Linked DNA regions of Homo sapiens: region 1 is linked to region 2. The links are chromatin loops, found by intact Hi-C in ENCODE. Cell type or tissue: PC-9. All regions are shown on one strand. Each heading gives the region's core, and the rest is flanking DNA. Links, peaks and the distances in the headings are about the cores only.

What was found. Hi-C counts contacts between places; a loop is a spot of excess contacts. Peaks named below come from ENCODE experiments on the same cell type or tissue, not always from the same donor. Only the 100,000 strongest peaks of a DNase experiment are listed, where the experiment ranks them.
Region 1: a loop joins it to region 2, with 2.3 times the contacts of the local background. A loop is called at or near these places in 2 of 110 quality-filtered maps.

The regions. Positions count from the first base shown.
Region 1 is chr1:86,957,312-86,973,231 of GRCh38, forward strand. All of the region lies in intron 1 of HS2ST1 (heparan sulfate 2-O-sulfotransferase 1), which reads left to right. It overlaps LOC124904211 (a long non-coding RNA gene), which reads left to right and starts at 12,781. Exons shown (of 2, transcript XR_007066207.1): 1 at 12,781-15,920. In PC-9, for the core only: a CTCF peak has its summit at 8,148 (motif pointing left); no DNase peak of the experiment used is centred there.
Region 2 is chr1:86,735,493-86,751,412 of GRCh38, forward strand. It overlaps SH3GLB1 (SH3 domain containing GRB2 like, endophilin B1), which reads left to right. Exons shown (of 9, transcript NM_016009.5): 8 at 6,716-6,944; 9 at 7,636-12,692. The coding sequence ends at 7,743. Among named protein-coding and RNA genes, the nearest start is that of SH3GLB1, 39 kb to the left of the region's middle. In PC-9, for the core only: CTCF peaks have their summits at 6,647 (motif pointing left) and 6,850; no DNase peak of the experiment used is centred there.

The sequences.
Region 1 (15,920 bases), core at 4,184-12,183, 220 kb after region 2:
AGGAAGAAACATGACTCTCATAGGACAAATGGCCCATCACATGTTTAGCAAGTGATGGAAACCAGATTTAAACTCCAGCAGTCTTATGCTTAACCACTTTGCTGTGATTCTCAAAATGTGTAGAATAAACACAATTGCAACATGTGATGTCTCAGCTCTCTCCTAAGACTGAATTGCTAAGGTCTCTGCTCTTTTATTTTACTTCTCTTTTTACTTCCTAATCCCCAGTTTTTGCTTGTTTTAATAATAAAATCTAGAGGAAATAGAACTGCTACAGTTAAATATACTTGGATTGAAAGACCAGATCTTTTATTTATTCATAGCTACATGACAAGTTACTTCATTTGAGCTCACTTAAAAAAAAATGTAATAATGTACTAATAAGGGAGTTAAAAACATAATGTTTTGTTGTGAATAGTACACAGGTATAATTTTTAAAGTATTGAAATCATTACCTGGAAGATATTAGAGGTTTTTTTAGATTTTTTTTTTTTTTTTTTGAGATGGAGTTTCATTCTAGTCATCCAGGCTGGAGTGCAATGGTGTGCTCTCAGCTCACTGCAAACTCTGCCTCCCGGGTTCAACGTTTCTCCTGCCTAGCCTCCTGAGTAGCTGGGATTACAGGCATGCATCACCACATCCAGCTGATTTTTGTATTTTTAGTAAAGACGGGGTTTCACCATGTTGGCCAGGCTGTTCTCGAACTCCTGACCACGGTGATCCACCCGCCTCGGCCTCCCAAAGTGCTGGGATTACAGGCATGAGCCATCACACCCAGCTAAGGGGTTTATATATAGGTAGCTACAGTTGACCCTTCAACAATGAGAGGATCAGGGGCATCAGCGCCTCTGCTGCACAGTGGGAAATCCACATGTAACTTTTGACTTTCTAAAAAACTTAACTACTGATAGCCTACTGTTGACTGGAAGACTCACCGATAACATTAACAGCCACTTAACACAAATTTTGTGTGTATGTTATGTGTATTCTGTACTGTATTGTTACAATAAAGTAGCTAGAGAAAAGGTTATTAAGAAAATCACAAGGAATAGAAAATGTATTCCTGTTTATTAAATGGGAGTGAATCATCATAAAGGTCTTCATCCTTGCTGTGTTCACATTGAATAGGTTGAGGAGGAAGAGGAGGAGTTGGTCTTGCTGTCTCAGGAGTGGCAAAGGTGGAAGAAAATTCTTGTGTAAGTGGACCTGTGCAGTTCAAACCCATGTTGTTCAAGGGTCAACTACAGTGTTATTTTGTAATTAACATTATGCATATTATTACCTACATTTCTACTTTAAAAGCTAAATGTTTTATTTTAAAAAATCTCCCTGATTCTACTATGCATTTAAGGAAGAAATTATACCAGTTCTCTACAGTCTCTTCCAGAAAATAGAAACAGGGGGAATACTTCTTAACTCAGCATTACTCTTAATACCAAAGAGTACCTAATACCGAAGACCATACAAGAAAGGAAAACTAAACTACAGACCAAAATCTTTTGTGAATATAAATGTAAAAATCCTCAACCGAATATTAGCAAATCAAATCCAAAAATGTATAAAAAGAATTACATACTATAGCTAAGTGGGATTTATTCCAGGTATGCAAGGCTGGTTCAACATGTGGAAATCAATTCATGTAATCGATCACATCCACAGTCTAAATAAGAAAAATCATATGGTCATATCAGTAGATGCAGAAAAAGCATTTGATAAAATCCAACATCCATTCTTGATTAAAATCTCTCAGGAAACTAGGAATGGGGGAAAATTCCTCAACTTGATAAAGAAAATCTACAAAAAACTTACAGCTAACATCATATTTACTAATGAGAACATAGATCCTTTTCTATTATGATTAGGGAAAAGGCAAATATGTCCCCTCTCACTACTCTTCAGCATCATCCTGGAAGTCCTGGTTAATGCAATAAGACAGGAAAAGAAAATAAAAGGTATACCGATTGAGAAGGAAGAAATAAAACTTAATTCACAAATGACATGTTGGTATATGTAGAAAGTCCCAACAAATCACAAGTGCTCTGGAACTAATAAGTGATTATAGCAGGTTGGGTGCAGTGGCTCACGCCTGTAATCCCAGCACTTTGGGAGGCAGAGGTGGGCGGATTGCCTGAGGTCAGGAGTTTAAGACCAGCCTGGCTAACATGGTGAAACCCCGTCTCTACTAAAAATACAAAAATCAGCTGGGCGTGGTGGTGCACGTCTGTAGTCCCAGCTACTCGGGAGGCTGAGGCAGGAGAATCGCTTGAACCTGGGAGGTGGATGTTGCAGAGAGCTGAGATCACGCCACTGCTCTCCAGCCTGGGTGACAGAGCAAGACTTTGTCTCCAAAAAAAATAAAAGACTATAGCAGTGTTGCAATACCATTTATATTAGCACAAAAAAATTAAAGTCCTTAGATATAAATCTTGCAACATAAGTACAGTACAAGATCTATATGAGGAAAATGACAAAAATAAAAAATCGAAGATCTAAATAAACAGATATTCCATGTTCATGCTTAGGCAGACTCAATATTGTTAAGATGTCAAGTTCTTCCCAACGTGATCTATAGATTCAGTGTAATTTAATTCAGAATCGCAGCAGGTTATTTTGTGGCTATCAGCAAAGTTATTCTAAAGTTTATATTGGTCAGAGACCTAGACTAGGCAACACAATATTATAGGAGAACAAAGTCAGACTGACACTATTGTACTTAAAGACTTATGAAGCCACAGTAATCAAGACATTGTGGTATTGTTGAAAGAATAAATAGATCATTGAAGCAAAATAGCGCATAGGTAGACCACGAATATAGTAAATTGATCCTTGACAAAGGAGCAGAGACAAGGAAAAACGGTAATTTTTTCCACAAGTGGCACTGGAATAACAGGATATCTCATTCCCCTCCACGCCACCAAAAAAAAAAAAAAAAAGAATCTTGACACAGACTTTATACTTTTCACAAAAACTACCTCAGAGTGAATTGTAGCCTTTAATGTTAAGCACAAAAATGTAAAACTCCTAGAAGATAATAAAGGAGAAAATCTGGTGACCTTAGGTTTGGTGATAACTTTTTAGACAAAACACCAAAAGCATACTCCATGAAAGAAAGACGTTGTTAAGTTGGACTTCGTTAAAATAAAATATGTACGTTTTGTGAAAGTTACTGTTTAGGGACTAAAGAGATAAGTCACAGACTGGGAGAAAATCTTTGGAAAATACATACCTGAAAAAGAACTGGCATCCAAAAATATTCAGAGAACCCTTATAACTCAATAATAAATGAACAACACAATTAAATGGACAAAAAAATCTGAACCTCCTTGGAGAAGATATACAGATGGCAAGCAAGCATTTCAAAAGATGTTTCCACATATCATTAGAGAACATGCAAATTTAAACCACAGTGAGATACTATACACCTATTAGAGTGATGAAAATTCCAGACACTGACAATACCACATGCTGGTGAGTATGTGGAGTAATGGGAATTCTCATTCATTGCTGGTGGGAATGCAAAATAATAACCTTCAAAAGACACTTGGGCAGTTTCTTTAAAAGCTAAACATATTCTTACCATATGATCCAGCAGTCATGTTCCTTGGTGTTTATCCAAATGAACTGAAAACTTTAAGTCCACATAAAAATCTGCCGATACATGTTTGTAGCAACTTTATTTGTAATTGCCCAAACTTGGAAGCAACCAAGATGTCCTTCAGTAGGTTAATGGATAAACAAACTGTGGTACATCCAGACGATGCAATATTATCTAGCCATAAAAAGAAATGAGTTATCAGGCCATGAAAAGACATGCACAGAGTCTATTTAATAAAAAAAAAAAAATCTACTTGGAGATTGAGGTTACAGTGAGCTATGACCACACCACTGTACCCCAGCCTGGGTGAACAGAGTGAGACTCTGTCCATTAAAAAAAAAAATTCCTTGAACTATACAAGCAATAAAATGAACTACAGATGTGATGAATATTACAAATACAGTGGTGAGTACAAGAAATCAAGGGAAAACATATACTATGATGAAATTTTACTATATTGTTTAATATTGTTTGAATAAGAATATATTGTTGATAAAACAAGAAAAGCTAAGAAATGATTACCGGAAGGATAGTTTTTATCTCTGTGGAAGGGAGAATCAAGAAGGAACACTTGAGAGATTTCTGAGGGTGGTGGAAGAGTTTTATTTCCCATCATCATGGTGGTGTGTTATTTAAGTACTCATTTTCTAAGTCTTTAAATTGTACATATTTTTCTTCAAATACATTCTTTTAATTGAGGTGAAAATCACTTCACAGTCAAATAATCATTGTCAAATGTACTTTTCTGTGTTATTTAGTGTATTCATAATGTGCAACCAAAACTAACAGCTCTTTCTAGTTTCAAAATTTTTTCATCACACTCCAGAAACACCCTATACTCCATTAGGTAATCATTCCCTAACCTCCCCCTAAGCAGGTCCCCTCATAACTTTTAATCTGCTTTTTCTCTATATGGATGTGCCTGTCCTGAATGTATCATAAAAAGGAATCATACAATTTGTGACCTTTTTTGTGTGGCTTCTTTCGTTTAACATAATGGTCTCAAGATTCATCCAAGTTATAGTATATATATTTGAGTTTTTTTTATGACTAATATTTCATTATATGTATGTAACTGTTCACCCACTTATCACTGATGGACATCTGGTTTATTTTCATATTTCGAGTATTGTAAGTAATGCTGCCATAAATGTTCTATACATCTAGTTTAATGTATTGCAATATATGTAAGATACATATTGTGAAAAAAATAAGAAGGAAAAACATCTTGTTGGGACCGTGTGCATTACCAATAGTGGCATGTTGCTAAATATTGACAGACACAAAGATAAATTAAGCATGATCCTTACCCTCAAGGGTATGTACGGAATTTTGTTGTGGAATTACAAAAACAGTAATCTAACATTGCATATTTTAGAGCATCATTGTAGAATTGAGGCTCCCCCTTGAAGTAGTTTTAAGGTAATACAAATTGAGATAACACAGATAATTATAAAATATGAAGTTTGTACACGGATGATTAAGATACTTGGATCCTTAAGCATGATCATGATTAAGCATAATCCTTACCCTCAAGGGTATATATGGAATTTTACTGTGGAATTACAAAAACAGTAACCTAACATTGCACATTTTAGAGCTTCATTGTAGAATCGAGCCTCCCCTTGAAGTAGTTTTAAGGTAATACAAATTGAGATAATGCAGATAATTATAAAATATGAAGTTTGGACACATGATTGGGTAAGATACGTGGCTTGCCTGGATGCTGTGTTCAGCTAGACAGCTGTGATTTACAGGTGAATTACAAAAACCAACAACAACAACAAAACAAAACTACAGCTCTGAGATTCCTAATGATCATTGAAAAGAGAGGCTAGTCTGTACAATAAGATTTTTTTTTCAAAGTAAATATAGGTTATAGGTAGTTGTAGATAAGTTTTTGGATTGGAACATACAGTTTTATTTTTTTCCCAAGCATTCTCTAAAAGATATGAAGTCATATATCCATTGCCTAAAGTCAGTAAGTTCCATAAGTGAAAATAATTGATTTCTTCAATTGATAATTGATTTCTTCTCTTCCAAGGTAGTGATTCTCCTCTAGTCTTCAACCCCTAGAAAAAGGTGGTAGTATAGAAAGAGGTGGTATTGCTGTATTTATTTTTGGATAAGCTAAAAGCAGGGGGCTAATTCTCTATTAGTAGCTAAAAACAAAAAGTCCTGAGAAAGTTCGAATTTTTTTTCATATTTTTCTGTCAGAAGGTACAGAAAAATTGTGTTTATTAAATCTTTTTTTTTGTATTTTTTTTTTTTAATTGATCATTCTTGGGTGTTTCTCGCATAGGGGGATTTGGCAGGGTCATAGGACAATAGTGGAGGGAAGGTCAGCAGATAAACAAGTGAACAAAGGTCTCTGGTTTTCCTAGGCAGAGGATCCTGCGGCCTACCGCAGTGTTTGTGTCCGTGGGTACTTGAGATTAGGGAGTGGTGATGACTCCTAAGGAGCATGCCGCCTTCAAGCATCTGTTTAACAAAGCACATCTTGCACTGCCCTTAATCCATTTAACCCTGAGTGGACACAGCACATGTTTCAGAGAGCACCGGGTTGTGGGTAAGGTCATAGATCAACAGCATCCCAAGGCAGAATTTTTCTTAGTACAGAACAAAATGGAGTCTCCTATGTCTACTTCTTTCTACACAGACACAGCAATAATCTGATTTCTCTATCTTTTCCCCACGTTTCCCCCTTTTCTATTCAACAAAACCGCCATCGTCATCATGGCCCGTTCTCAGTGAGCTGTTGGGTACACCTCCCAGACGGGGGTGACAGCCGGGCAGAGGGGCTTCTCACTTCCCAGAAGGGGCGGCCAGGCAGAGGCGCCCCCCCCCCCACCTCCCGGACGGGGCAGCTGGCCGGGTGGGGGCTGGCCCCCACCTCCCCCCCTGGACGGGGCGGCTGGCCGGGCGGGGGCTGCCCCCCACCTCCCGCCCGGACGGGGTGGCTGGCCGGGCGGGGCGGCTGGCCTGGCGGGGGCTGCCCCCCACCTCCCGGACGGGGCGGCTGCTGGGCGGAGACGCTCCTCACTTCCCAAATGGGTCGGCTGCCGGGCGGAGGGGCTCCTCACTTCTCAGACAGGGCGGCCGGGCAGAGACGCTCCTCACCTCCCAGACGGGGTCGCGGCCGGGCAGAGGCGCTCCTCACATCCCACACGGGGTGGCGGGGCAGAGGCATTCCCCACATCTCAGACGATGGGCAGCCGGGCAGAGACGCTCCTCACTTCCTAGACGGGATGGCGGCCGGGAAGAGGCGCTCCTCACTTCCCAGACGATGGGCGGCCAGGCAAAGACACTCCTCACTTCCCAGACGGGGTGGCGGCCAGGCAGAGGCTGCAATCTCGGCACTTTGGGAGGCCAAGGCAGGCGGCTGGGAGGTGGAGGTTGTAGCTAGCCGAGATCACGCCACCGCACTCCAGCCTGGGCAACATTGAGCACTGAATGAACGAGACTCTGTCTGCAATCCCGGCACCTCGGGAGGCCGAGGCTGGCAGATCACTCACGGTTAGGAGCTGGAGACCAGCCCGGCCAACACAGCGAAACCCCGTCTCCACCAAAAAAATACGAAAACCAGTCAGGCGTGGCGGCACGCGCCTGCAATCGCAGGCACTGGGCAGGCTGAGGCAGGAGAATCAGGCAGGGAGGTTGCAGTGAGCCGAGATGGCAGCAGTACAGTCCAGCTTCGGCTCGGCATCAGAGGGAGACCTTGGAAAGAGAGGGAGACCGTGGGGAGAGGGAGAGGGAGAGCTGTGTTTATTAAATCTTAAAGCTAAATATCTTTAAGAATATTCTTTAGTAATTGCTTCCTTTCTACACACAGACACACATGTATATTTATTTATCATGAGTAAGTGACAGGTGATTCAGTGCCAATCTGAGTTCCTAAAGGTTACACAGTTCAATTTATTTGTTTTTATTGTTTTGTGATTAGCAGCAATAATGTTAGTAATAGTAGATACACTCTCTTCATATGTGAAGACTGATGATGTCCCGTGTGCTTAGAGCTATTTTTCTAGTAGTCATGGTAGATTTGCACTAGTTTACTCATTCTAGATCTCCTTTAAACATTATACATTTGTAGTATTACTGATAATGTGTGTAAATGACTGATCTGCTAGCCAAGATTAGGTGTGTCTGGGTCATATTTTAAGTGATCCCCTTAATTTCAGACTTGTTTCAAAAAGGATTTTATGCATCTTTCAGTAATAGAGTAAGACAAAGTAATTAGCTAAGGAAATCAGGATGACTGGAAAATGAGCACAATTGAGTGGCATTTTGTGCCTGGTACTTTTCTGACCATCTACTGGCTCTCTCTTGTTCCTTCACCTTACCCTGCTTGGGGGCTTATCTCTGCTTGGTTCCTTACCATTCATTCATTAGTTCCCACTTGAGGCATGGCATTTATCCCAAAATTCTTGAACCTCGGTGGGCTTTTCCCCCCTCTGCACAGCTCCTAAGGGACTAAGGTACTAGGGCATCTTATTTTTTCTTTTGTGGCCTTCCAGAATAGTTCCTTGCTGCCCTCTTCTGGCTGAGACCTTAGGGTGTTGTTGAGCAAATTTTGGTTTTTAATCCTTTAAATTCCAGCAATATTTTGGATAAACCAGTGGTTCTCAAGCCTGGCTGCGTATTAGAATCACTCTGGGGAGTTTTAAGAAAACTACCACTGTGTGGGCCCCACTTTTGGAGGTTCTGATTTAATTGGTCTTGGGGTGGAGGTGGGAGGCTGGTTTTTTTTTAGGGGATTAAAATCTCTAGCCAGTGATTAAGATCTAACCACTAGGATAAATGACCCTTGGAATCCTGAAGGGCTTGTGCTACTTAGATATAGTCCTCACATTTTTAGATATCATAATGGATTTTTAAAAAATAGCATTAAAGTTAGAAATACAGGAGTATTTCTACCCTCTCAGGAAAAGAATAGTTTATACAAGGAATGATATGAATAAGCAATAGGATCTAAGGTCTTTGTAGTGTCTACTAATACCAGAAGAGATTTTGGGAAGATACTTTGTGTTATCATTTGCCTGTTTGGTTTTCTGTTTCTCAATTTTCATTTCCTCTGTTTCTGTTTTAAGGGCCAAGCCACAGGCTTCTGCATGAGTTTGGCCATTGACAGATACTAGCGGAAGATTGGAGGACAGGTAGAAGGGAGAAGCCAGGGTATTTTTTGGTTGTCATGTCTGGTAAAGGCTATTTCTCTGGTAGGGGCTTCTTGTCCTTTGTGACTTTAGCTCTTATCAGAGAGCTCCTCCTTCCATGGTCCAAATGTGTGCTGGAAAATTTCCTGTATTAGTAGCTATGTCTTCTATTAAATATATGGAGAGGTTTCTGTTTTTTTGATTGGACTCCTATTTGATGTACCCTGTAAATACTACAATATGCTTCTCTTTCCTCTCTTCTGTGTTTCTACCTTTCCTCCTATCTGTTCTTTGGTACTTTTCCTACTCCGGTGATAGCCACCTGAATTCTGAACAATATTTATAACAGTTAGGGTTAGGGGGCATTGCTCTTAAATTGGAGTCTCTAATTTTATGGAATGTTCTTTCTAAGTTTTACTTTTTTACTTTCTGAAACTTGTAAAGCATTCATACGATATTATTTCTTAGTTGGATTAGAAACGTGATGGGAAATAAAACTTTAATATGAACTTGTTGAATACAGTTTGTTAGTAGATACAATTTGTAATCATCCTGTTTTGTTTGTTTGTTTGAGGTAGAGGTCTTACAGCCCAGGCTGATCTTGAACTCTTGGGCTCAAATGATCCTAACCATTGAAACCTCTTGAGTAGCTGGTAGATTACCAGCACATGCTACCATGCCCAATTTATCATCTTTTTAATAATGCTTTTTGTTTGTTAATTATTTTGTTAAGAATACTGTTGCAGCTACTTTGTTTTTAACATTTTGACCCATGATACAAATCTCTCTTACTAAACTTTAGTTTGGGTCATTTAAAAAAATAATAGAGTGCATTCCTTTTTTTTTTTTGAGGCGGAATTTCGCTCTTGTTGCCCAGGCTGGAGTGCAATGGTGCGATCTCAGCTCACTGCAACCTCTGCCTCCCAGGTTTAAGCGATTCTCCTGCATCAGCCTCCTGAGTAGCTGGGATTACAGGCATATGCCACCATGCCCAGCCGGTTTTGCATTTTTAGTAGAGATGGGGTTTCTCCATGTTGGTCAGGCTGGTCTCGAACTCCTGACCTCAGGTGATCTGCCCACCTTGGCCTCCCAAAGTGCTGGGATTACAGGTGGGATTACAGCCACCATGCCCGGCTTATTTAGTCTTTGAAGGAGTATTAGGATCTTTAGTTTCTAAAAGTGGCGTATTAACTAGCTCTTTATTATGTAACCATTTGTACTATATTTCTTATTTTTTAATTTTTAAAAATTTCAAGAGCTTTTGGGGTACAGGTGGTTTTTGGTTACATGGGTGGATTATATCGTGGTGAATTCTGAGATTTTAGTTTGCCTCTCACCAAAGTAGTGTACATTGTACCCAATATGTAGTCTTTTATTCCACATTCCCCTCCCCTTCTCCCCCTACTGAGTCTCCAAAGTCCATTACATCACCCTGATTGGTTTTGCATACTCATAATGTAGCTCCTACTTATAAGTGAGAACATAGGGTATTTGGTTGTCCATTCCTGAGTTACTTCACTTAGAATAATGGCTTCCAGTTCCATCCAAGTTGCTGCAGAAGACATTATTCTGTTCCATTTTATGTCTGAGTAGCATTCCATGGTGTATATATACCACATTTTGTTTATCCACTCATTGGTCATTGGGCACTTAGGTTGGTTCCATACCTTTGCAGTTGTGAATTGTGCTGCAACAAACATTTATGTGCCTGCGTCTTTTTCATATAATGACTTCTTTTCCTTTAGGTAGATATCCAGTAGTGGGATTGCTGGATTGAATGGTAGACCTACTTTTAGTTCTTTAAGGAATCTCCGTACTGTTTTCCATAGAGGCTGCACTAATTAACATCTGCACCAGCAGGGTGTAAGTTTCTGTTTTCACCACATCCATGCCAACATGTATTGTTTTATGACTTTTTAATGGCCATTCCTTCAGGAATAAGGTGATATCTCATTGCGGTGTTAATTTGCATTTCCCTGATGATTAGTGATGTTGAGCAGCGTTTCATATGTTTTTTGGCCATTTGTATATCTTCTTTTCAAAAATGTCGTTTGCCCACTTATTGATGGGATTATTTGTTTTCTTCTTACTGATTTCTTTGAGTTCCTTGGAGATTGTGGATACTAGTACTTTGTCAGATGCATAGTTGGCAATTATTTTCTCCCATTCTGTGGGTTGTCTGTACATTCTGATGATTATTTGTTTTGCTGATTTGCACTATATTTCCTTTGATGTGGGATTTATTTATTTAGATGTAGGCTTTGCATGATATCCAAAGCATATATATGTATTTGGTAACACAGTTTTTGAAGTCTTGAGTTTTGTGTGGTTTTGGCTTAGGTAATCTTTGGATTACTTATTTCTCCAATCCTTTTTTTTTTGAGCGAGGTCTCACTCTGTTACCCAGGCTAGAGTGCAGTGGCACAGTTGAACCCTCCAGGCTCAAGTGATTCTCCCACCTCAGCCTCCCGAGTAGCTGGGACTACAGGTGTATGCCACCAGGCCCAGCTGTTTTTTTGACTTTTTGTAGAAATGAGGTCTCACTATATTGCCCAGGCTGGTCTCGGGACTCCTGGCCTCAAGCATTCCTCCTACCTCCGCCTTCCTAAGTGGTGGATTACAGGCATGAGCCAGCACACCCAGCCTCCAGTCCTCATAAGTGGTTCTTCTAACTTTCTCTATTATTGTAGACGGTTTAAACGTCTTTACTTTAATCATTTGTTTAAAAAAAAAAGCTTCATGCTGCTAGATTTAAGATGCCAAGAAATCATATTTTTGGGAATTTAACTCTGTTAAAAATGAATGTTGTAAACTAATTTTATTCTCTCATATTTGTGTGGAGACATAAGATGAATCATTAGTACCATTCAGCTGAGTAGTGTAGAAAACGGAATTGTTTTTCTTTGCTGAAAGAATTGAATAAAAATATTTTCATGAAGTTATTCTTTGTACCAATTCCATGTAAGTAAGGTTGCTACAAATATATGATTTCTTGACATATATGCATGTCAAAGTATGTACTAAATATAAAGTGTTACTTTTCATACTTAATACTTTATCTTAATACTTTACCTACAGAGGTTTTCATTTAAAAGCCTGTTCTTAAAATTACATTAATCTTTCAGGCTTAAAATTGCCTTTCAGGTTTAAAATTTTACTTCTTAGTTCTAACCTCAGTTATAAGTCCCTGGTTAGGGTTCTTCTGAAACCTCAATTTGGATTTAAGGATACATTTTCTTTCTATGCCCTTTTCTTTCTGAAGCACACATTTTTAACTTGTTTATTGAGCCTTTTTCTCTACTTGTGACTTATGGAAGTAGCTTTATAAACGTGTGTGTGTGTGTGCGCACGTGCCTGTGTGGAATTGCAGCAGAAGTCATTCCTTCTCAGCTAATTTCATGTAATTCATTTCAGCGTGAAGGTTGGAATGATCTAATGGTTTTCTAAGAGCTAGACTTTCATAATAATGTTACACATTAAAACACATAAACACAGTTGTATAGATGTTACTGAAACTTAGAATTATGATCATATGAAGTAGAAGAGTTAATTTTACAAATTTATAAAAACAATTTGGAGTTGGCTTTTTACTTCTAGCTGTAACTTGTTTACTGACAAGACTGAGTTATATAAAATATTTTAATTAAGTATAAAATAATTTAAATATTTTAATTAAGTTATATAAAATATCTTAATTAAGAGTTGGCTTTTTACTTTTAGCAGTAACTTGTTTACTGATAAGACTGAGTTATATAAAATATTTTAATTAAGAGTATTTAGTTGGGGCCGGGTGCGGTGGCTCACGCCTGTAATCCCAGCACTTTGGGAGGCCGAGGCAGGTGGTTCACCTGAAGTCAGGAGTTCGAGACCAGCCTGACCAACGTGGAGAAACCTCGTCTCTACTAAATATACAAAATTAGCCAGGCGTGGTGGCACATGCCTGTAATCCCAGCTACTCGGGGGGCTGAGGCAGGAGAATCACTTGAACCTGGGAGGCAGAGATCGCGGTGAGTCAAGATCGCGCCATTGCACTCCAGCCTGGGCAACAAGAGTGAAACTCCATCTCAAAAAAAAAAAAAAAATGAGTATTTAGTTAAAGAGACAACTTTAACATTTTATAACAGAATGATTTTATTTTGTTTTGGTTATTCATCCTAACAATGCACATTTTACAAGTAATAATGTATTAATGCAAATAAACATGATTAAAATAGTTTCCTCTGTAAGCCATAACAGTGCTGGGAAGAATCCACAAGAAGTATAGGTCAGTTGTGAATAAAAAAACTGAATGAAAAATCTGCTTAATGAAATATAAATTAAAAGATTTTAAGCATAATTTTAATTTATAATTTTTTTTTTGAGACAGAGTCTTGCTCAGTTGCCCAGGCTGGAGTGCAGTGGCATGATCTCAGATCACTGCAGCCTCCACCTCCCGGGTTCAAGTGATTGTTGTGCCTCAGCCTCCCAAGTTGCTGGGACTACAGGCGTGCACCACCATGCTTGGCAAATTTTTGTTTTGAAATGGGGTTTCACCATGTTGGCCAGGCTGGTCTCGAACACCTGACCTCAAGTGATCCACCCTCCTTGGCCTCCCAAAGTGCTGGGATTGCAGGCATGAGCCACTGTGCCCTGCCTGTAATTTTTATTTAATTTTTCCGGTGATGGCATGAGTGAATGTCCACATTTAAAGTTATTTTGGTTCACACATGGCCTTTGTTTATTATTTATGAGAAAAAATTATAGAAATAATTTAAGGGTGGTACAGAAATGCAAATCTAGAGGACTTAAAATGTACATGAAAACTCCATTTGATATGACAAATAATTTACAGGTCAAATATTTTAATATTTATATATATAATAGATGCCAGTTAGCACAATTGACAAGTTCTCTTTTACGGAAAAGGCCCCAAAATGTCTTCTACTGATGCCAGATCAGTTGATTATCTAGGGATAGATATCTGAAATAAGCTAGGCCAATTTGATTTTCTCACTCAGGAATTACTTTATTGACTAATTTTATTAGTTCATTCAGTCAGCAAGTATTTATTGAAGGCCTGTTACATGTTTGGTTGCTAGAGATACAATGATGGAAAATTCAGATAAAGTTTCTGCTCAAACAAAGAAATTAAATTGGCTAGACATGGAAATAGTGGCATCCAAGAGGGAAGGTCTATACATTAGTGCTGTTAAGGCCTATAGAACTCCTCTGATTCCTGTCATTATTTAAAAAACAAAACAAAACAAAACAAAACAAAAAAAAACCTTGGCGGTTTAGTTATTTCTTCAGTTCTGTGAGCTACCCAAGCATCCTTCCAGTCTTTCCAATAAAACGGACCACCTCCTTCTTACTCTTATTTTTAATTTCTTAAATTTGTTTTAAGCCAAAAAACCCTAACCAATATATAAATTGGACCTAGGGTGGGGTTTTATTATGTACTCAGCTTAGGTCAGATGGTTAGATGTCTAGTCTTATATCTAACAGATTGGCTATGAAGATGTGGAATTTGAATAAAAGTGATAGCTTCTTTACACGTCCAATCTTAGAGTAGGGAAATGAGCATTTCACAGCAGAAAGTTTTGTTCTGAACAAAACAGAGTCCCTTGTAGTGTATATCTATCATATATACTGCATTATGTTTGGTTAGGACTTGAAAATTTTATTTCATTGCATCATGTTTTTGATCAAGAATTTGTAGGAATTTTGTGCAACAAGAGGTTATAATGTTAATACGTATTAATATTCTGACCGAGGTTGAAGTCTTCATTCTTGAAAGAAAAAAAAAATGCAAAAGTATTCTGATCTCAGAAGATATGAAAACTATCACTCTTCAGAATTACTGGCTTTGTGTTTTGAACTAGCTCTTTCAATAGTTTAACCTTCAACTTTTTATACTTGTCATAACTTGTTTATTAAATGAATCACTATGTCACCACATTCTATACTGATTTACATAGAGAAGATGTTCAGTAAAAGTTGGCATGATTTAAATTTTACAACAATTAACCATAGAGTTTCATCATAAGATTGGTTTAAGTGCATTCATTATTGCAGTTGCAAGGTTATGAGTTGTTAATGTTTCAGAAAAATTTTTAAGGACCCCTTTTAAAAAACGTTTTGTGTTTACATATATACATACCTCCTTCATCCTAGGTTTCACTTTCTCTAGTTTCAGTTAGCCAAGGTCAACCTTGGTCTGAAAATTGATGAGTACAGTATAATAAAATATTTTGAGAGGGAGAGAGAGAACATTCACATGGCTTGTATTACAATGTTATTATAATCTATTTAATAATTATTTTTTTTTAAGAGATGGAGGTCTCATTCTATCGCCCAGGCTGGAGTGCAGTGGTGTAATCATAGCTCACTGTAGCCTTGAACTCTAGGGCTCAAGCCATCCTCCTGGCTCAGCCCCAAGTAGCTGGGATTACAGCCAAGAACCACCACACCTGGCTATTTTATTATTGTTGCTGTTAATCTCTTATTGTGCCTAATTTGTAAATTAAACTTAATCATAGGTATGTATAGGATAAAACTTAGTACATATGTAGTGTTCAATATTGTTTGCAGTTTCAAGCATCCACTGGGGGTCTTGGGGCGCATCCCCTGGGGATAGGGTGCTGGGACTACTGTGTTCCTTACACAGTTTCATCTAATGTTAACATTTTGCATAACCATGGGACAGTTATTCAAACTAGGAGGTTGACATATATGTTATTAACTGCAGGCCTTATTTGAATTCCACGTGTTTTTCTTCTAATGCCTTTCTTCTGATCAGGATATAATCCAGGATTGCACATTAGATTTAGTTGTCTTTATTCTGCAGTCTATAATAGTTCTGCAGACTTTTTGTCTTCTATGGCTACACTTTGAGTTTGTACAATGTGCTCTCATGATTGGGCCAGAGTTATGCATATTTGACAACAATATCACAGAAACAATATGTCTTTTGTCATGGGGTTCACGATGTATGTCTTCTTTACTGGTGATAGCAACCTTGATCACTTGTTAAGGTGGTTTCTGCTGGGTTTCTCCACTGTAAAGCTATCTTTCCATTTGCAGTTAATACATTTCTTGGGAGACACTTTGAGACTATGCAGATAAAATCTAAGGATCTTTCTTTGTTCTTAAATTTTTTTTTTAATTTGTGTAAATTTATGGTCTTTTTTTTT
Region 2 (15,920 bases), core at 3,582-11,581:
TTGACAGTTACCCTTAAAGATAAACTAATTTATACTTATTCATTACTCATCTGTTTACTATATTGAAAAAAAGTTTTAGAATATTTCGTAAGACCTCATATCTACCGATGTGATTATTTTGAGTATGTTAATATACTTCAAAGCAAAATGACAGTATGTAAAACACAAAGCTCAATCACTCATTCATCACGTATTTATTGACTATCTGCCATGTGCCAAGCACTGTTACATATTGTGGGGTAATATCAGCAAACAAAACAGGCAAAGATGCTTGCCTTTATGGAGCTCACATTATAAGGTGACACTGAAAATAAAATAATGTTTAGGGCAAACATGGTCTCTGCTCTCACAACACTTAGCCTAGGTAGAAATACAAAGCAAGCCGTTGGTAGACAGGCCATGTGGTAGGCAGAAAAGCAGAAGGTGCCTGGTATTGTGAAGGCATCTAACTGTGACTGAGGTACATCTAGCAGAGTTTCCCAGGTGAAGTTATCTTGGTAGGAATAATCTAGATGAAGAAAGGGACAGGGATGAATATTCTAAGCAAGGAAGAATATGTTTATAAAAAAGCCAGAAGAAAGAGAGTAGGGAAAGTTCGGGGAACTGATAGTAGTCCATTCAGGCTGGAGCATAGTGTTCAAGAATGGAATGGTAGATGAATCTAGAGGAGTTAAGCAGGGTCATACCATGAATGGCTTTTAAAGTAAGTTGTTGTAAGGAGTTTGGAATTTATATATTGAGGAACCATTAAAGCAGGGGAGCGATATGTAGCATTTGAAGGATGAATATCAAAAAATCGTTTCAAGGAATAAGGTAAATAAAGTCACTTTGGTGTTTGTTTCTGCACATTAACACTTCAAAACTTGGCCTAGAATAAAATTGAGCACGTCCATGAAACCAATTTTGAACCTCAAAAATGAATGGTAGCCTAATCATTAGTTATTTTAATAGAATATACAGGAGCATTTACATAACTATATATTTGAGGTTTTATTAGTGGTGTTAATATCTCAAGGCAGAACAGCACTTTATCTTCACATCATTATAACTATTTTAAGCCCAAGAAGCCTTAGTACTTTTTTCCACTTTATCCTGAAACTCTGGAAGTGCGGCATAGGGGTTGCTTATACTCGCATTCTACTTAAAGCCACACTATGCTTAGGACTTGGCCATTTAAACAAAATCCAGTTGTTGCGTTATTACTGCTCTTTGAGATAAGCTCCAGCAATACAAAGTAAAACCAGTGCTACTATTCTAGAAAAGAAAGTCTAGCTTGTCTCTCCACCCTCAATTATATTATTGCTAATGACCAATGACATTGGAGGAAGTTTTATCTCTTTAATTTGTTGCAGGTTATGCTTTTTAAGATAATACATAGAAATATTCAAATATAGAACTTGACAAATCATCCAGCTTCACACTAACACATTCAAAAACTATTTATGAAGAAGAGAACCAGATTGTATTGTTAATAGTTGCAATAACAGTACCAACAGGTAGTAGAAGTAACTGAATAACAGCCATCACTTTGGTTGAGCTTAAGTTGTGCATAGGTGCTCTTCCAGACACCTCATGTGTATTATTAACTTTATAATCCTCACCACCAAATGAGGTAGGTACTATTATTATCCATATTTTAAAGATGAGAAAGCAGAAGTACTAGTCACAAGATTAGCAATTTTTTTAATAATTGGAAGGCTTTTGCATTTCAAGCTCCAGTGGCTTAATTGACATTTTTATAGAATGAGTAATTGCTATGATTTTTTAACGTATCAATAAAAGTTCTTAGAAGGTAAAAATGGCCTTTCAGTTCATTTTTTAAATCTTTAACTCTGCAAAATTGACATAGGTACACTTCAGTGGCTAATCAAAGGCTAAAATCATACTAGTAGATTTGGAAGTAAAATATGGTTAGAGAACTAAAAAAGCCATGTGTATATACATATTCATATAAATAGAGCTTTTTCTTATCTTCAGAAATGTATGTATTTAATCCCTACTGAAGAACCGAGTTCACTGAGGAAAGGATACTAGGACAGGTGGTCTTAATTTTAGAGAGGAAAAGCTATATTTAAAACTATTTCACCCTTTATCCATCAGAGAAACATTTGCTTTTCATTTTTAAAATGTACTGTTCCAGATGTGGGGGATATAGTATATAAATAAAATAATCAAAATTCCTGCCTTCCTGGAATCTACATTCTATATGGGGGCAGAAGGGAGCAGAAAAGCAATATGTATATAAATTATATAGTATATTAGAAGGTGAAAATGGTGTACCGGAAAATATAGCAGGAAACTACTTTGATGGGAGTAGAGAAAGACGTGAGAAAGCACACATGCAGGCATCTGAGAGAAGATGCTCCAGGTAGAGGGTGCAGCAAGTACAAAAACCCTGAGGGCATGACATAGCTGGTATGGTCAAGGAACAGCAAGGAGGGCTTGGCTAGAGACGAGTAGAGGAAACGGGGAGCCAAAACATATAGGGCTTCGACTTTGGTCTTTACTCAGAGATGAGGCGCCTTTGGAAATTTTGAGCTGAAGAGTGACATAATTTTAGGCTTTAACAGAATCATTCTGGCTGCCACGTTGAGGATAGGTGTTGGGTGGAAGCTGACTGATCTGTTTCAAACTTATTGCAATAATGTAGTCAGTAATTCAGTCAGAAGATGGCAGTGGCTTGGATCAGGGTAATTGTGGTAGGTAGGATGGAAGTGGTCAGGTCCTGTGGGCCTGTGGGTGTTGTTTGTTTTTTGTTTGTTTGTTTTGTTTTGTTTTGTTTTGTTTTTTTGAGACAGAGTCTTGCTCTGTTGCCCAGGCTGGAGTGCAGTGGCGCAATCTCGGCTCACTGCAAGCTCCTCCATCTGGGTTTATGCCATTCTCCTGCCTCAGCCACCCGAGTAGCGGGGACTACAGGCACCCACCACCACACCCAGCTAATTTTTTGTATTTTTAGTAGAGACAGGGTTTCACCGTGTTAGCCAGGATGGTCTCGATCTCCTGACCTTGTGATCTGCCCGCCTCGGCCTCCCAAAGTGCTGGGATTACAGGCGTGACTGTGGGTGTATTTTAGACTTAAAGCCAGAAGGATTTGCTTGACAGACTGTATGTATATTGGACACAAAGAGGTCAAGAATTATTGCAAGGTTTTGTTTTGTTTTGTTTTAGAGACAGAGTTTCACTCTTCCAGTCCAAGGTGGAGTACAATGGCGCAACTTCGGCTCACTGCAACCTCTGCCTCCCGGGTTCAAGAGATTCTCCTGCCTCAGCCTCCCAAGTAGCTAGGATTACAGGTGTGCGCCACCATGCCCAGCTAATTTTTTGCATTTTTAGTAGAAAAGGGGTTTCACCATGTTAGCCAGGCTGGTCTTGAACTCCTGGCCTCAGGCTATCTGCCCGCCTCAGCCTCTCAAAGTGCTGGGATTATAGGCGTGAGCCACCACGTCCATCTGCAAGTTTTTGACCTAAGTAACTGAAAGAATGGGGAGTTGTAGATAGTTAAAATGGGGAATGCCAGAGGAGGCAAAGATTTCAGGGATGGAGGTCTGGGAAGTATGTCAGTTATATTAGAAGCCCAGTTTTAAATATGTTAAGTTTGAGATGTCTCTTAAACATTTAAGTGGAGGTATCCAATTTTAGGATATGCAGGTCTGGACTTGGATTGGGGGCAGGGTGAATTAGATAATTAGAGAGTTGTCAGCATATCAAAGATATTTAAATCTGTGAGACTAGATAAACCCTCAAAGGAGTAAGTATAGAGAAAAGGAGAGGATCAAGGACTGATCCCTGAAGTACTCTAGCATAGAGAGTTGAGGAACGAGGCAAGGAAGATGATAACGAGTGAGGCAGTGAGGTAAAATGGAAACTAAGAGTATGGCCTGGAAGTCAAGTGAACATGTGTGAAAGTGGGAGAGAATGGTCACTGCCTAGGTCAAGTGAGAGGACTACGAATTGACCATTGGATTTAGGAACATTAAAGTCATTGCTAACCTTGACGAGTAGTTTTGGTGAAACAGTAGGCGCAAAGTAATGTTTGTAATATAAGAGACTCGGAGGAGAGGAATTGTGACCGTAAGAATACGTAAATCTTTCAAGGGGTTTTGGTGTAAAGGGGAACAGAGGAATGAGGCAGTAGTCGGAGGAGAAAGTGGGGTCTAGCAATTTTTTGCTTGTTTTTTAAGATAGGAGAAATAAGGGCATGTTTGTAAGCTGATGGGAATGATACACTAGGTGGAGAAAATATGATAATGTGGGAGGGAAAGGGAAGAATTGCTAGAGTGATACCCTAGAGAGGCAAAAAAGGATGAGATTTTGTGCACATATGGAGGAATTAGCATCAGGAGCATAGACAGCTCATTAAAGAGTTTCCTGGCCAGGCGCAGTGGCTCATGCCTGTAATCCCAGCACTTTGGGAGATCAAGGTGGGCAGATCACTTGAGCTCAGGAGTTTGAGATTAGCCTGGTCAATATGGTGAAACGCTGTCTCTACAAAAAAATACAAAAATTAACTGGGTGTGGAGGTGCATGTCTGTAGTCCCAGCTACTCAGGAAGCTGAGGCGAGAGAATTGCTTGCTTAAGCCCAGGAAGCAGAGGTTGCAGTGAGCCAAGATTGAACCACTGCACTACAGCCTGGGCAAAAGGAATGAACTCCTGTATCAAAAAAAAAAAAAGGAGTTCCTGATTGTTCTTTTTTCCTCTCAGTTAAAAGGAAGCAAGCTCATCAACTGAGTGTAATGGTTATGGGGAGAACTGCTGAAATTTTGAGGATGGGCAAGAGGGTATGAAATAGTCATCAGGGGAATGAAAGTGAAAGTGAATGGAGTAGAGAAATGTAGTATCATTGCCAGGTGGCATGTGGACCCACTTGAGGTTCCTAGTCATAAATTGAATGTAAAACAAAGCTTTTCTGTGTTTCTCCTGTTAAAGTAGATGCATGGATACTGAATAGGTAAATAGGTTTTTACCAAATCAGTACAATGAAGTGAGTGGCATAAGAAATGAGAGCATATCTAAGAGTTATTATAATAATTAACTATGGACATGAAGAAGGTGTTGGTAGGATCATAGACCCTGGTAGGCTTGTTGATGTGAGAGCACTTGAAAGAAAAAGGCGATGGTCAAAGAATGGGATAGTAGAAACTATTATTATTGGAAGGGTTGTGGTTACTGGAATTGGTAAGATCTAGATGTGACTGTGGGAATAGGTGGCTGAACTAGGATCAGGTATGAAGTCACTAGAAGAGAAGAGTTCGAGGATCTAAGAGGCTAAAGGGTTGGAAGAATTGTCCATTTGGATATTAAAGTCACCAAGAATTAAGTAAGAGATAATGTCAGTGAGCCAGGTGATAAAATCTTCTAGAAATGAAAGTAAGGGAATGAGGCATCTGTAGGTGATTGCAGTAAGAGATACTGGGTATCTCTTTTTTTAAAGAGTTGGGAATGATACAATAGATGGAGAAAATGTAATATGGGAAGGAAAGATAATATGATAAAATGTAATATGATAAAATATGATAATGTGGGAGGAAAAGATGATGTGCTATAGTTGAATAACATGAAGTTGAAGGATTGGCTAGAATTGTTTAGGGAAAAGAGTCTAAAAACAGTGATGAAGAACATAAGACTCCTCCATTGACCTCTAGGTTCAGTGATAAAAGAGGAGTATGGGAGATAAACGCTAGCACTGGAGGATGAAGGGAAGGTTTAGAGAAGAGGTTAAGGATACAGGGAATTTTGCTGATGACTGAAATGATTTCCAGATGGTATAGTGCTCGTGAAGAGAAAAGAGGACTTTTCTAGTTTAATGAATTTATTAAAACTTTGAATTTTTGTAGATCATTTTTTAGCTTAGAAATGGTTGAATTAGAATGATGTCAGACCAGCTATTTTGTACTGTTTTATATTTGGTATTATTGGGGAAACTAGCCTTAAAATAAACTGAAAATTCTAATTATCTTCAAATTATTTATGAGCACATTAATCACAAAAATCACTAATTTCTAATAGAAAATTTTTCTAAAAAATAGCACAAATGAACTTGTAAAATTTGTCCTATTCTACCATTGAGTCTTCAATTTCATTGAGATAATTAGCAGTCATATTATTTGAATGTCTACCTTCTCACTATGTGTATGTCCTTAAGGGAATAGTATCATTTCATCTTACGTCTTCTGCTTCTCATAGTCATGCTGAACATGTAGATACAAGTAAATAATACTTACATGTAAATGACAATAAATATTTTATTTGAATAGGAAAATGTGATTGGACCAGTTTATGAAAAAAAGGTTTAGTTATTCAAATATTTCTCAAAGAATTAAATTAAGAAAGCCTCATACTTGTAGTATCTAATATTTAAGTAGTTTTTCATCAATATTTTTATTTAGTAATTTATAAAGAAAAGATTAAGAAAACATTCTAATGGAAGTTTTTTGGGGAAAAAAGTATAGCCATTAATTTTAAGTTAATATTATAAGGACAGTTTTGAAACAGACTTTCAAGGATTTATATTTGAATACCACCTGAATTGTCTCTAGTATAATTGGCCCAAGAGGGAAAAGGAAGATAGATATACTTTGTCATTAACGTATTATTAATATCTATAAATCTTTTCCAATGTGAAGGTTGGTAGAAAGTAAACAGCGCCACCGAGTGGTGGTATTAAGGAGCTTTAGTCACTTGGAAATAAATAATTCGCTGCTTTCTTTTCAACAGTTTTCCATCCAATTATCTTAGTAACAACAATCAGACTTCTGTGACACCTGTACCATCAGTTTTACCAAATGCGATTGGTTCTTCTGCCATGGCTTCAACAAGTGGCCTAGTAATCACCTCTCCTTCCAACCTCAGTGACCTTAAGGAGTGTAGTGGCAGCAGAAAGGCCAGGGTTCTCTATGATTATGATGCAGCAAACAGTACTGAATTATCACTTCTGGCAGATGAGGTGAGTATTGTGGGTATGAGAAGGAAAATATATCACGAATTGACATACCTTCTAATATTATAACAAAATGCAAATTCCTCATTAGTTATTTGGAAATGGTTTCATAGATTACAGATAGTTATATTAACATAAAATTTTAATTAATATTCTTTAATAGAATATCATAGAAATATTTAAAACTTTTAACTGCCAAATAACTTGAAGATGTATAAAACTCCCTCCAATAAGATCCTTTATCTAGGCCAGACATGGTGGCTTACACCTGTAATCTCAGCACTTTTGGGAGGCCAAGGCAGTGGGATCACTTGAGGCCAGGAGTTCAAGACCAGCCTGGGCAACATAGCGACACCTCATCTCTACAAAAAATATGAAAAATTAGCTGGGCATGGTGGTGTGCGCCTGTAGTCCCAGCTACTCAGGAGGCTAAGGTGGGAGGATCGTTTGAACACGAAAGGTCAAGGCTGCAGTGAGCCGTGATCATGCTGCTGCACTACAGCCTGGGCAACAGAGTGAGACCCTGCCTCAAAAAACTAATAATAATAAATAAATCCTTTGTTTTTCAGCACAATTGATAATAACGTTTAAAGTCCTTTTGGTGAATAATTTAAACAAATTAAATACAAATCTGATTGGTTTTCTACTTGTTTATTTTTTTAATGTAGTTAATAACTGGAAGTATTTTATTTTGCAGGTGATCACTGTGTTCAGTGTTGTTGGAATGGATTCAGACTGGCTAATGGGGGAAAGGGGAAACCAGAAGGGCAAGGTGCCAATTACCTACTTAGAACTGCTCAATTAAGTAGGTGGACTATGGAAAGGTTGCCCATCATGACTTTGTATTTATATACAATTAACTCTAAATAAAGCAGGTTAAGTATCTTCCATGTTAATGTGTTAAGAGACTGAAAATACCAGCCATCAGAAACTGGCCTTTCTGCCAATAAAGTTGCATGGTAAATATTTCATTACAGAATTTATGTTAGAGCTTTCATGCCAAGAATGTTTTCTTACAAAATTCTCTTTTTATTGAGGTTTCACTAATAAGCAGCTTCTACTTTTGAGCCTCAACTTAAAGCAGAACTGTTTTCTACTGGATTTTTCATTAACAGCAAGCTTTTTCTTTTATGTAAAATAAATCTATTGTGAATTGATATCAGCGACTCATTTATTAGGTATAAATAATAGCCAAAGAATAAAATTAAAATTTATTTTAAACTTTCGGTCTTAAAAAGAGCTGTAGGATATAAACCTCTTTTGTGAAAAGTAGAATTTTCTGAATGCTTTCATAGACAAAAACGCATTTAAACTATGTTTACCTGGTTTTCCAACAGAAATCAAATGATTTTAATATTATGTTTTGATGGGTTATTTTCAGAGTTGTTTGGTTTTTTAAACACTACTGAATGGTTTCTTTTAAATTTAAGAACAACTAGTTCTTGAAAAGCAATACCGTATTTCTCTGATAAATTTGTAGTTAAGGTTCTAGAAAATCTAGGACAAATTTACTTCATTAAACATAAAGTTTTTAAGATTATTCAGTTGGCACAATTTAATGCATAATTGGGATTGGATCCATTTACTGTACTGTGGTACAGTAAAGAGAATGTGTTCTTATTGAACAGCAGATTTGTATACAAATACGGAATAATGCAACTACATTATAAATTGTATACGAACAAAATAAATTGGGTCACTCTGAGCTTACTATTAAAACATTGAAAATTTATTAATGAACACAGGCTATCTTGATGAGGATCTCTGCTTATGAAACACATACTAATGAAATTATTAGTGACACATTGGAAGCTAGAAAATTGCTGTTGGGGCCATTGCTATAAATCATTGTTTCCATGTTAAGACTTCTGTTCTAATTCATTCATTCAACAAACATTTGTTGAGGGCCAGATACTGTGCTGGTCAACTGGGGATACTGTCCTGAACAATATGCACACAGTTCTTGCCCCTGCAGAGCTTAAAGACCATTAAAGGATACAGAAAATTAAGCAATTATCCTATAGTAGGATTCGTGGTGTGATGGGGAAAATACAAGGTACTGTATTTGGGAGTCATGTAACTCCAGTTTTGGGAGTGAGAGAGGGTCTGGGGAAGAACTGTTCCAGATAAAAAGATGTGTAACCAAGATAGCATAGCACATTCTGACAACTAAAGCAATTTACTCTAACTTAAGCATGAAGTACAAAAGTATAGTTCATTTATTGAGGGAATGTTAAGCTATTAAAATGATACTTTTTGGTACTTTTAAAAAAATGAATACTTAAACACCGTTTTAAAATTTTGTGTTAAGAGCTCCTAATAAGAACTTGGTAAACATGTTGACAATTTAACTCACAGTCTAAACTTTAAAAGTAGTAGTTACCCTTTTATTTCTGTGCCATGAGACAAATTCTTCTGCAGTTTTATAGTTGTACAAGATGTTTTGACTCACTCTCAATTGCCATATTCTTAAAGAAACCCTGAAAAGCTGCTCAAGCTGGTCAGTTTTCTGTAAAACCAAGTAAATGAAATTTTCTCTCCCCTCAGAAAGGAAGTTCTACAGCCTAGAGTACCATCTATTGTGTTTTATAAGTCCAGATTTAGGCTTTGAAAGATCATACCAAAACTTCAGATCGACTTAAACAGCAACTATGAATTAGGTTTATGGGAAATGTAGTAATACAGGGGAAAGAATATCGGTAATGGAGTGAAATGGTCCTGGGTTCAAATCCAGTCTTCCTCACATATTGTGCTCTTTAAGCTTCAAATGAGATGTATAACTGCCTTTTCCTTACCAGTAAAATGAGGACAATAATTATGACACCATAGGGTGGTTGTGAGGATTAGCAAATGTTATCTTGTATTTCAGGTGCCTTTCAGGGAAAGGCTTGGCACATAGTAAACACATCCTGTAAATATCAGTTTCCCCTTGTTAGCCCCTGTAGCATCCTGACCTACCAAGTCTATAGGCCTTGCATATCACTGTGCACCAGAGATACCTCTTTTACATCTGGGCTCTGTTTTCTCTCTATCAATCCTATCCTCCACCCTCTTTAAATCAGACCCCAGGTTTAACCTTCCCACAGTCAGTATAAATCATTTTTCAGAACTTTCAGCTTTCCATCAAGTGAAAGTTGATTTTAGTTACCCAGTAATGTACAGAAACCTTCAATAATGTTAAGCTTCAAAGGCTTCTGGTACGTTTGTCTACCACAGAACCACCACAATATATATGCTTGTTCTTAGGTTTATTGCTTTTTATTTTAATGGGGTTTGGTTGTTTGGGTTTTATTTTGGTTTTGGCTTATTTTAAAGTCAAGTTTAGTTTTTACTCAGGTAAAGGCCTGAAGTTTCTTGGGCGTGGAAGAAAAAGCTTGGGAAGCCTATTAATTCATGGTGCAGTTCAGAATTGTTTAAATAAGCTCTGTGCCACTGAGCTTAATCTGAAAGTATAGTGACATGTGAAGGATGCACATATGAATGAAAAACTAAAATAATTGTAGGCTCTTCTATAAATGAAAAAAAAAGTGATTGGATTGTGTCTACCTTTTTCCTCAAAGTAATCTAACCTAAACGGTCATGGTGTTAAAACTTTTTATGGTGCTAATCAGAAAAATTGATGTTGCAAGAAATGAGGTCTCAAAAATGGGAATGTGCCTCCTCACTCTGCGTCACATGGGAAATAAATCCTGAGGCCAGGATCACCAGTGGGGTAGAGTCATCTTCATAGTCTCCTGTTATCCTCCCCCTGAACAAAGAACAAAGTGAGACTGGGAAGCTAGTGTTGGGGAAACATTTCTGGGATAAACTGTGGAGTGGAGAAGACAATGGAGGGCAAGGCAAAAACCCACAGACTTGTTTACCCATAGAGGCCCCACTCACCTCCATGCTGACAGAATTCCAGAAAAATTCCTTCCCTATCTCCCAAACACCTGAAATTCTGAAATATTGCCCTACTATTTAGCACTTTAAGCTTCAGTGAGGTGCTGTAATGGAGAGATAGCTTCATAGTTTAGCCTATAGCCAACTTTGCCTCAAGACCTCCAGATAAGATGAAGTGGCTTTTACCTCATGTGAGTCTCAAACGCTGGAGAGAGAGTTCCACAACCACCCCTGCCCTTTCTCCCATATTACGCTCATTAGAAAGTCTACTCAGGGCTGGGTGCCGTGGCTCATGCCTGTAATCCCAGCACTTTGGAGGCTGAGGCGGGTGGATCATCTGAGGTCAGGAGTTCGAGACCAGCCTGGCCAACATGGGGAAACCCTGTCTCTACTGAAAATATAAAAATTAGCCGGGCATGGTGGCGTGCACCTGTAATTCCAGCTACTCGGGAGGCTGAGGCAGGAGAATCACTTGAACCCCAGAGGCAGAGGCTACAGTGAGCCAAGATTGCACCACTGCACTCCAACCTGGGTGATAGAATAAGACTCTTGTCTCAAGGAAAGAAAAAATGTCTACTCAGTAGAGCAGTGATTGGCAAAGTGTGAGACCCCAGACCGGCAATATTGGCATCTCCTGGAGACTTGTTTAAAATGCTGATTACTATTTTCAAGAACTTTCTACCTTCATTTTTACTTATTTTTTGTTTTCAAGGGCTCATGGAATCAGTCTTCCATGTGACAGCTTTTTAAATATTTTAAGACAAAAACTGAGTCTTCTAATCTTAATTGTGTTCTAGCAGTAGTCATTGTAATTATAGTTATTTTTATAATTTATTTGTTTAGTGTATATCTGTCACTCTAGAATGTAGGCTCCCTGAGATAAAAACTATAATTCTTTTGATGGCAGTTACATTCCCAACTCTTAGCACAAGATCTAGGACATAGTATGAACTCAATAAATTTTTGTTGAATGAAAGAAAAATGCAAATTTATAAGCCTTTTCAGAGACCTACTGAATCAAACTCTGAGAGTGGAGCCCAGCAATCTGTTGTAAAAGCTGTTTGAGTAATACTGTTGCACTCTAAGCTTGAGAACCACTGCAATAGAACTAAGAGAACATTCATTTCACCTTCAGGCCTATTCTCTGACATCACTTGAAAAATCCTCTCTGCCTTCTGTAACCCTTAACCAACAACAGTGCCCTGTCCATGTAGGGGAAACTTCTGGGCTGTATTACAAGTGGGTAGGAAGGTATAAGGATATCATAGTGGGAAGTATTGCTTAGAATGCCAGTACTTGTTTGCTGTGGAAGGTTTCTAGGAATGGATTGCTTAGTCTAAAGTAAGCACTACCACCATCCACGTTTTCACTCAACACAGTGCCTTTTAATTGGTGACTAACATCAAAACACCTTGACAAACCGTTAAAACAGTATCAGAAACCATGTGTACATCCCTGTGCCTCTTAGATTGCTAAGTTCTGCTCTCATTCTTACTTCAAAGGACACTTTTTAAAGAATTGTTAATGCTTTTTTATAATACAAGTCATAGCCCTGTTGGCAAAAAGAAAAAAGATTCAGTGAGAAAGAAAAATCACTGATAATTCCATCATCCAGGGAGAACCACTGTTATTTAAGTATATGGCCTTCCAGACTTTTCTGTGCATTTATAGATATTTTTAATGGGATCAAAGTGTACATACTGTTTTGTAACTTTTTTTCACTCAACAATACCATGACTGTCTTGCTGTGTCAAGTATATTTCTACATCTCTTAATGGCTGCATGATATTCCATCATATGTGCCACATTTTATTAAACTACTGTTCAATTTTTAGGTTTCCAACTTTCATTAATAAAGTGCTTTAAAGAACATTGTGTTGCTAAATCTCGTATGTGTTCATATTTTCTCACGATAAATGCTTTGAAGTGGAATTGCTAGTGAAGAGGGTATGCCAGTTTTTAAAAGCTTTTGTTACTGCCATGTTGCCCCCTAGAAAACTCTAAGCAATTTATACTTTTATCAGCAGTATATGAGAGAATACTGTTTCTTTTGGAGGGCTTCCAACTAGAATGTTCTTGGAGTCTTTGGTTTAAAAATAAAGGGTAAGAGGGAGATAAAAAGATCCTGCAAAATTAAAGTCCAGTCTTAAATGTTTCTTAAATTATGACATTCATTTACTGTTCTTCCCTCTTTATCATATATTTTGTATTACTTTGGAAATGTTTGTAGTACTAGTTGCCTCTTGCTTTTATTCAGTCTCCTGGAAGCATTATTACCTTTCTGACATTTGCAAAGACAGTAGAAGAACAATCTTAAGTAGACTTGAATCTTGAGGTATCTTTGATGCAGGTGTACTGTTGATGGATTTAGGGAATGTAGCCGTAGTGGGGAAAGTAGGATTTTGGAAGGTAGGCAGAACAGTGGCTCTCCCACTTGTTTTCCTGGCCTTTTGTCAGTCATTAAACCTCTCCCACTTTGAGCCTGCTTACTCATCTCTAGAATTAGAATACTATAAACCTACCTTGTAGCATTGAAAGGATTAACCATATTATGAAGAGTGGCTGGCACCTAGTGGATAATATTATGGCTTACTAGGATTTATAGATGAGCATGTTAGAGCATTTGCTATTGTCAACCTCTGGAGTAAATATCACTGCCATTGCCAAAGAAAATCTTCCTTGAAAGCTGTCACAGTGAATGAGCATTGTCTTGTATATCCTTATACCTACGCAATCCTCATTCTTATGGAATCTGGCTCATTTTTTCCAGTCAGGTATTCAAGTAATGTAACCAGATAAAACTCTCAGACAAGATGTACAGTGGAAGATTTCAACATTACCATGCTTAACAACAGTGTACGAAAGTGGTAATCACAGTCTTTTTAAGTGGTAAACCTTGCCAAACTGCCCCTTCTGATACTCCCCCACCCTTGGCCCACAGCTGATCTCAGTGCTTCGGGGGGCTGTACCTCTATGTGAGAGCCTGACATAGGACAGGTGACTCAGCTCAGTAACAGTATTGTTAATTAGCTAAGTCTCAGTAGCATCTCCAGGACTGGAGATCACAGAATTGATTCATCCATAGTGAGAGAAATGTATTTAAAGAAGTATCTGAATTATAAAAGTTGCTCAGCAGTATTCAAAAAGATAGATGTCCCAGGGTTGAGCTGCAGTCATCATAGCAAAACCCCACAGACCAACCCATTTTAATATTTGGATGAACCATAATAAATTTAAATTAACATCTGTTGATTATAACTCAAACTGCTCAACCAATAAAGAATGAGTAGTAAGAGGACTTAAGGGGGTTGTAAGTAAGGAAGGCTATACAGGAAGCTTCAGGCTTACGAGAACAAGACGAATAGCTAATTGGAGGTGAGATGGACTACCATTATAAGCAACTTTTCTGAGAGTCTGATGCACCAGGGTTTAGGGCACATGTTTCTGCTCAGTCTCATGTTCTAGTAAAGTTCTCTGAAGCTTGAGCTGTAGTAGGCAGTTCCCAACAACCAGGCATTTTGATACCTGCTTGCCTTTTCTATGTATTTTCTTGTGTTCAGCTTCACCTGAAGATCCTCATTTGTCAAGAATAAGCTCAAACTCTCATTCCTCCATGAAGAGATTCTGGATTCCGCAGGCAGAATTGCATACACACACACAACTATCACATGCATTTTGCCTTGGATCACAATTACTTGCCAACTTGAAGGACAGGATTTTGTGTCCCCTGACACCTAGCACACCTAAAGCTGAGTTTTGGCAAGCTCATAGCTTGCTTGCAGCATTGTATTTGCAAAAAAATCTATTAATGATTCAAATTTGGTGCTATTATGTGTATTTGCCCTAAGAAACATTGGCTGTTTAGGACACCAATATTACAGAAAGCACATATCTACTTTTCTTGGAGAGTAATCCCCAGAATCTATCATCATGGTTATTACTTCATTGGCTCTGGTTAATTTTACGGTGCTCATCACTGACTCATACTTTACAAAACAGTAATTTGTTACAGCATGGACTTTTGCTGGCCACATCTATACTTCAAATTTAGGGTCAGTCACATCAAGGTTGGATGGGGGTATTTCCATTGTTGAGCTTTTCTATATAGATGTCTTCTGTAAAATGGGCTAAATTTCCTTCCTTTCTCCTTTTCTCTGCCTCTTTTCCACCCTTCCTTTTTTCCATTTCTATACATTCTCCCTCTCCCTTCTTTCAAAAAATTTACATGAGAAAATGTATAATAGAAGATCTTGATCAATTGATATTTGTGAATGACAAATCTGACCCAGATTTCTGAGAACCAAAGAAAGATGTATGATCTGGCTTCAGATTGACTGTTCACATATAGAAACATGCTGGTTGCTCAGGAGACAGCTACTCATAAAGAAGCACTCATAAAGAGAGCACTGAGACATCAACACCAAAGCGGAGTTAAGAGGCCACAGTGCTGGCACTGATTCATGGATTAAATTGTACATGACTGCTGCATTGAAGTTTTCATCAAACTGAGAGTATAAATGGGCACAAAATTATTCACATTAACACCCTGAAACACAATGTCGCTGAGCCGTGGCCTGTCCGATCATCAGCAAGTGGAGGATTCCCCTCGCCTGTGTATGTTTTAGAATCTCCAGAGACACATCCACAGTCAATCCTCTTCTTTCTACCTGCTAGTGAAGACAGGCCTTCTATCCCAGCTCACACTCCTAACCTAATTGCCTCAGAAACTTTCTGCGGTCACTGCCAGTGAATCTGAGGTTTAGCATGCTGAAAGTCGGTAAAATGGGAAGGTCACCACTGGCATCTGATAGCCCATTCTACAGAAGTGGGTATGGAATGCCTGCAATAAGGTTGCTCATCAAGATTCAAAATCTTACCTCAGTTACATGATAGAGTTTTCCTCACTGATACAACAGGGGCCCACTGCCTAGGCAACCACGTGGTGACAAGTATGTTACCCAGACGTTGTGTTTCTTGCTGACCTCTAACCCACCCCCTTCTTCAATGCTACCTACAGCCCACAGTGCTTGGCTCACTGCTGCCTCAGACAGAGAGGAAAGTCAGAGTTCTATGGCATGATGAGAGCCATTTCTTCCCTAT